Regions from separate parts of the Mus musculus genome. Here region 2 is linked to region 1. The links are chromatin contacts, found by POLR2A ChIA-PET in ENCODE. All regions are on one chromosome and are shown on one strand. The core of a region is the stretch at or near the end of the contact, and the rest is flanking DNA. Distances in the headings are between cores, read along the strand shown. Region 1 holds the start of Aup1 (ancient ubiquitous protein 1). Region 2 holds the start of Wbp1 (WW domain binding protein 1).

What was found. ChIA-PET counts read pairs that join two places held with the same protein, here RNA polymerase II (POLR2A).
Region 2: POLR2A ChIA-PET joins it to region 1 with 16 read pairs in Patski. The contact joins the promoter of Wbp1 here to the promoter of Aup1 in region 1. POLR2A ChIA-PET finds 5 or more read pairs at or near these places in 3 of 5 experiments (Patski and embryonic stem cell).

The regions. Positions count from the first base shown.
Region 1 is chr6:83,052,919-83,056,110 of GRCm38, forward strand. It overlaps Aup1 (ancient ubiquitous protein 1), which reads left to right and starts at 1,603. Exons shown (of 12, transcript NM_007517.4): 1 at 1,603-1,914; 2 at 1,993-2,130; 3 at 2,211-2,361; 4 at 2,588-2,772; 5 at 2,980-3,052; 6 at 3,149-3,192. The coding sequence starts at 1,778. Htra2 (HtrA serine peptidase 2) reads right to left here and starts at 1,653. Exons shown (of 8, transcript NM_019752.3): 1 at 1,003-1,653; 2 at 695-899; 3 at 411-605; 4 at 120-152. The coding sequence starts at 1,508.
Region 2 is chr6:83,119,633-83,123,030 of GRCm38, forward strand. It overlaps Wbp1 (WW domain binding protein 1), which reads right to left and starts at 1,829. Exons shown (of 5, transcript NM_016757.2): 1 at 1,571-1,829; 2 at 1,140-1,244; 3 at 553-655; 4 at 236-412; 5 at 1-88. The coding sequence starts at 1,639. It overlaps Ino80b (INO80 complex subunit B), which reads right to left. Exons shown (of 5, transcript NM_023547.2): 5 at 2,133-2,732. The coding sequence ends at 2,196.

The DNA of each region.
Region 1 (3,192 bases), core at 353-2,852:
GTATACCAGGAGAGGAACAAGAGACTAGAGACTTAGCTAAAATTCCCTAAATCAGAGGAAAACCCACACTTCCCACACTAACCTGGGGCATGGATTCTTAGAAGAACACGGACACTCACCAGGTTAACCAGGGGACCACCAGAATTTCCAAACTGTGAGATAAAATGAAAGAAAACATCAAAAAGATCTGGAATCCCATGCTCTGGGAATTCTAAGACCGAGGACATAAACAGGGTGTAGGGAAATTTTTCAAATTCCATTCCTAGCACATGAACTAGAGAGGCTGCCTTTTGCAGCCCAACCTCTGATACAGGCCCAGTCACCACCACGTGTCAGTTGGTGCTCATACCCAACAGCTGTTCTCCCCAATTCCAACCTTAGCACCTAATTTCCCTCATATCAGGACGCACATCAATAGCTGCATCGGTCTGAATGTATTCCACGTTGTTTTGAGGGAGTCCCAGGTCCCTGGCTGGGCGCTGAGCAGAGCTGACAATACCAGATGTGATCGTGTTCTGCAGTGCAAAGGGGCTTCCCATGGCAACAACAAACTCCCCTTGCCGGACATCAGCAGAGCGGCCGAGGGGCAGTGTGGGAAGAGGCTCCTTAAGGGAAACAAGGCCAGCAAAACTGGTCATTTTAAGAAGGGAGCAAGAGAACAGCTGCCATCAGATCTGGCCTACTCCATCCCCACCTTGGTTTGAATCCTCAGTGTGGCAATGTCTGCTACGGGATCCACAGCTGTGACCATGGCCTCATAAGTATCCCCGCTAGGCAGCCTCACTCGTACTCGGCGCCGATCAGCCACCACGTGGGCGTTGGTAACGATGAGCCCATCTGAAGCCACTACGAATCCTGATCCGTTTGAGATGGGGACTTCACGGCCGGAGAAAGGGTGCCTGGGATGGGGAAAGTACCCATTACACTGCAGCTTCCACCTCATCCTGCTCCCTTGCCTTCACTAACGGCAGTTCAACACCTCCTGGTCAACTTCACCATTACCGGTCTAGGATCTCGATATAGACCACAGCAGGGGCTGTCTTCTCCACCACATCTGCGATGAAATTGTACTGGCTCCGGGGAGAAGTGGGTGGCGGAGCAGGAACAGCAGCCAGCACCGTGGAAAGACCCCGACCCCAACCCCACAACAGCAGCACCACTGCACCTCCTGCGCCCACCGCCACCGCCAGCCATTCGCGCCGACGGCTTCCAGGGCTCCTGCGGGCCTCCTGGTCACTGGAGCCTGAAGTCCCCACATTCAATCGTGCCCAGAGATCCGGGGTCCTAGACGTCAGATCTGCCCGTGATGCAAGGAACCCCTCAGGCACCTGGGCCGGGAGACTGGGGGTCCCATAAGTCATCCAGATCTGAGAGTCAGGAGTTCCTGACGTCAGCAGAGCCCGGAGGTCAGGAGCTAACAGGGGAGGCTTCCTCCAGAAGATGCCCCCCAAAGCCCGCCATGCCCGAAGGCTCCAGTTTGCACCCCGCCCCGCTTTCAGCGCAGCCATCAGCTCCGCCTCGACTCTCCTCGCCCGCCCTACTCAGAGGCGGTCCTCTAGAACCCGGCAAGCGGTCTAGGAGAAGCAGGGCACGACGGTAGCTGTTCAGCGCATGCCGGGAAACGTAGTCCCGTCAGGACGCGCTCCTCTCCAGCATACGCACACGCTCACACACAAACACACACACATACACACACATTCCCCGGGGCCGCGAGGCATGCTGGGAACGCTAGCCCTTCCGGGGCGCCTCCGGGCCTCAGGTTCTGGCGTCTCGGCGGATGCCCAAAGACTCCGCCTTCCCAGGGGCCCCCGCGGCCCTGCGAAGATGGCGGCGACAGCGGCCCCGCTCTCCTGAAGCGGCTGCGATGGAACCTCCCCCAGCTCCGGGGCCGGAGCGGCTCTTTGACTCGCACCGGTAAGCGCTGCGGAGGGAAGAGACCGGTCAGCGCGTCCTGTCAGCTTCGGCGCCTGATCGCGTCGCCTCTCGCCACAGGCTCCCGAGTGACGGCTTCCTGCTGCTCGCGCTACTGCTCTACGCGCCGGTCGGCCTCTGCCTCCTGGTCCTGCGACTCTTCCTCGGGCTCCACGTCTTCCTGGTCAGCTGCGCTCTGCCCGACAGCGTCCTCCGCAGGTGCGGACCGCGGCGCCCGGGGGAGCATCGGGGCTGGGCTGGGCTCTGGACCGCACGGTCACCGCCGCCTGTGTCCCCAGGTTCGTGGTACGAACCATGTGTGCGGTCCTGGGGCTCGTGGCCCGGCAGGAGGACTCCGGACTCCGCGATCACCGCGTCAGGGTCCTTATTTCCAACCACGTAACACCTTTTGACCACAACATAGTCAACCTCCTCACCACCTGTAGCACCGTGAGTGGGGGGCGAGGCCGAGAGCGCCACCGGGTGGCTCCCCAGGCCCAAGCTCAAGGCTCCCCTTTACCCATTGGGATTCTCTTGGGGAACACCGAGCCTTTCCCCCAGCCCCTTAATCGCCACCTCACGTGTCACCCTTTTCCTCTTTCTTTCTGTCTTTTCCTTTCTCTTTCTCTTTTTGACATTTCCTTCCATTCTTCTTGCTTTTTCTCCCCGTTCTCAGCCTCTACTCAATAGTCCCCCCAGCTTTGTGTGTTGGTCTCGGGGCTTCATGGAGATGGATAGGCGGGTGGAGTTGGTGGAGTCACTCAAGAAATTCTGTGCTTCCACGAGGCTTCCGCCCACACCTTTGCTGCTCTTCCCCGAGGAAGAGGCCACCAATGGCCGAGAAGGGCTGCTGCGTTTCAGGTGGGTAAGCGCAGGCATCTGGCTCCAGTTGAGTGGGTGCCCTAGTTCCTTTCCTGTCTGCCCACTTTTAGCCCTGCCCTCGAAATTCTTAATTCCTCAGTTGTCTGCTTATGGAGTTGGACAGTTTACTAGTTTAAGTCAGATATAAGTGGTTGGCTGGGCTAGGCTGAACTCCCATACTACTCGCTCTCTCTCCCTCTCTCTTAGTTCGTGGCCATTTTCTATTCAGGACGTGGTACAACCTCTTACCCTGCAAGTTCAGAGACCCCTGGTCTCTGTGGTGAGTGCATGCTGGACAGGGACTACTCTGGGGTCTGGAAGGGAAGTTTCCCACCTGTGGCCCTGGCTTAGACCTCACTTCATGCCCTCCCCTCAGACGGTGTCAGATGCCTCCTGGGTCTCAGAACTGCTGTGGTCCCT
Region 2 (3,398 bases), core at 579-3,078, 67 kb after region 1:
CCTGGGCCCACAGTGTAAGGAGGTGGCGGTGTGCCTGGGTGGTGAACCACATCCTCGTAGGCTGGGGGTTTGAAGGCGCTGAGGAGGCCTGCAGGAGAGAGAACAGCATGGATGACTGAAGGACCTGAGCTACAAGAGTGCTCTGAAATGTCTGCCAGTGGAAGTGTGGGGTGGTTGAGGGTCCTGGCTTGGAAGGGGCTACTGGTTCTGCATCCAAGAGCTTCAGGTCACTCACGAAGGTCAAGCAGTGAACCGGTTGGAACAGGGCCAGCCCCGTGGCATGCCCCATGGTAAGCCAACAAGTTGATTTCACGCTGCCGCTGTTGCTGTTGCAGCCTGAGTTTAGCCCTTCGGTGGCGGAAGGCACAACAGCAGCTAAAGAGGATGAGGACAGTCCAAAGCAGCCAGAACCCTGCAGGAGGCAAAGAGGGCACAACTCAGACCACCACCCCAGACTCCAGCCCTAAGCAGAGAAGGGTCTTTGGTAGCTGAGTTCAGAAATCCAAGGGAGGATGGGCATGGAACCTGAGATGGATCCCTTTGAAGACTCACACCAGAGTTCATAGTAGTAGGTGCAGCAGCCAGTCTCCCCACAGCAATGACCAGTCTCACAGAGGTAGGGCTGGGTATTCACTCCTGGGCACAGCTCTCGAAGCTGGAGGCAAGGAGGCACTAAGAACCAGGGGCTTCTACCCAAGGCCCTGTCCACCCCCACCTCCTGCACGCACATACAGTCCCACCCACGAGCCGACCTAGCTTGGAAGGATGGCATGGGATGCTAAAAGGAGGGTCTATATGTAGGGCTATCAGTATGGAAGATTTAAAATGCCAGAAACTAGTGAGAAAGTAAAGTGTAAATACAGAGAAAGTGATATCAGTTCTTTAAACCCAATACTTTTCTCACAGAAGCCTGGCCCCAAGGGTGGTTTTTTGTAGGCTAATGTTTTAAAAGAAACAAAACATAGTGTGACAATGGGTAGGAATTTAAGGCCATTTCCAAAGCTAAAAAGCTTTCAACATCTCCCACCCCAAAGGTCTGCCTCCCACACCCCCAAGATGGTTTTTTTTTTCCACCCCTGGGTCTCAAGCTCCCTGGGGTAGAGGAGGCACAGTGTGAGACCCAGAGCAGTGCTCCCAACCAGATGGGATTGCTGTGGATGATAAAGGATGGTATCCAGGGCGCGAGTCTGGGTTCCAGCTCGTCTCCAAATTGCTCCCTCAAGAGAAGATGCTGCCGGACTCTGCTGTGACAATAGGCACAGAGAAAAACATCACAAATAACTGCTGCAAGACAGAGGGAACCTCCCTGGGGGTTTCACTACGCCTCTGGTAACTGGAGAGCCACTGCAGGCTTGCATTGCAACCATGAGATGGGGTCTAAGAGGGTGCAGGTAAAGTCAACTGCATCTACGTAATAAGTCTAGACAAAGAGTAGAATGGTCATGTTCAGGAACTTCAGAGTACCTTTGGCTCCATGAGCTCCTCCCCCACCCCGGACAGGAAGTGACAGGAAAGGGGAAAGAGAAATAAATGGCTGTAGTGAGATAAGCTTTTAGAGCTGCTGGGATACCTGCTGTTGCGGCGCCTGAAGTGACCCCCAGGCCTCTTCGCTGCTGTTCCTGCTGCTGGCCCGAGCCATGCCTCCACCTACAGACCCCTGAAGACCACAGCCTCCTCCACCGCCAGCTGCCCCGCCCCTGCCACCTCTGCCGCCACTTCCATGGTCCCTGCCCGGCCCATCGCCACCGGTGCCACCATCACTCCGCGGCCGGAGCTCCCGGCCGGGGAGAGCACCTCCAGAGGACACAGTTGCTCAGTCCAGCCAATCAGAATCGCTAACTAACAGATCAGCCAATAGGAACCGGTCACAGGTTTCTCCTTTTGCCCAATCCGCAGCGGCGCCTGTGCCGCTCTCCCAGACAACAAGAACTCACACAGACAAAGACAGGGGAAAGGCTCGACCAAATGCCTGACTGACAGCAACAATAGCCAGTACGGACAACAGAACAAGCTTTGACTTATCGGCCAATGAACGGCCGTTCAGCACAAAAATTTTCGCCGATTGGCTGAATGACTTTACACACTCAGGTTCAGACTCCGCCGGCTTCCCACTCCAGCAATTCGATACAAGCTGAGGCACTGTACGAAATTTAATAGGGTGGGGGAGACAGCAGGAATGTGGCGTGGGAGAGGTCTTAGGTGGCCAGGAGTGGGGACCCCGGGCCCTCGGGCCCTCCCAGCCGTAGCTGCAGGTTGATGCGGTAGCACTGTAGGCTGCAAAGGGCCTGGCCGGTGCGGGAGCAGGCATAACGACGCGGGTGGGGGCAGCCGGGGACAGAGCATCGTGGAGCGGGGCCCGATGGGGCAGGCCGCTGTGCCACCGCCGTGGGTGTGGGAACGCCGGGAGGAAAAGACAAGGTGGAGCCCTGTGCCCCGCTGCAGTAGCGCACCATGGGTGCAGGGGCCGGGGCAGCAGCCCGTCCTCCGCGCCGCTCGCCCCGCGCCGCCCCGCGCCCTCCACGCCCGCTAGGAGCGGCCGTCTTGGTGAGGCGCTCAATTGTCTGATTTTTGTGCTCCTCGGCCCTCCTCGCCGCCTGCAGCCGCCGCTTCCGTGCACGCTCCTCACGCTTCAGCAGCATCTCTTCGGTGAGGGCAGGGGCAGGGCAGCCCCCACCCACTGGCAGAGGCAGAGTCGGGGACGGCTGGCTCCGCGCCTTCTGGAGGAGGGCTCGCTGGGGAAAGAGACAGAGGATGTCTGAGAACCAAATGGCGAGGTTTTTGGGGTCACCCACCCCTATTTTCGTTTGTTTTTGTTTCGAGGCGGTCTCACTATATAACTTTGGCTGCCCTGTAAGTCACTATGTAGACCAGGCCAGCCTGGAGCTCACACTCTTGCCTCTGTTCCCTAGGTGCTGGGATCAAATGCTTGTGCCACTGTCCCCATCTTTAGGGACCCTTAATACCACACTTCTCTTCCCAGGGTTCCTGCCTCTCACTCAGGTCCAAAGGAGGAAACAAAAGTATGGTACCCTGCCTGCCCCTTGTGTAGGTTTTTGTTGTTGCTGTTATTTTAAATAGTATCTCAGGAAAAAACATCAACTTGGATTTGGCTCAAACCAAAAAGAATTACCCTGGATTCCTTTTTTCTCCCACTAAGTAGCTACTTCCGTCATACATCCAGGCTTCAGTGCAGGTTTCTCTATTCCTTTTACTACTTTCTTCTGGACTCGGGCCATCACCAGCTCTCCCAGTTTCCACACCCCATACCCCTCTCCCAGTTTATTGATTGATTGTGTCAGGCTATCTATATGTATTTTTAGATGCCTCGGAATTTGTAACCATCCTCCTGTCTCTCAAGCTCTGGGGCACAGGTCTGCGCCACGACAGCCTACACTTCA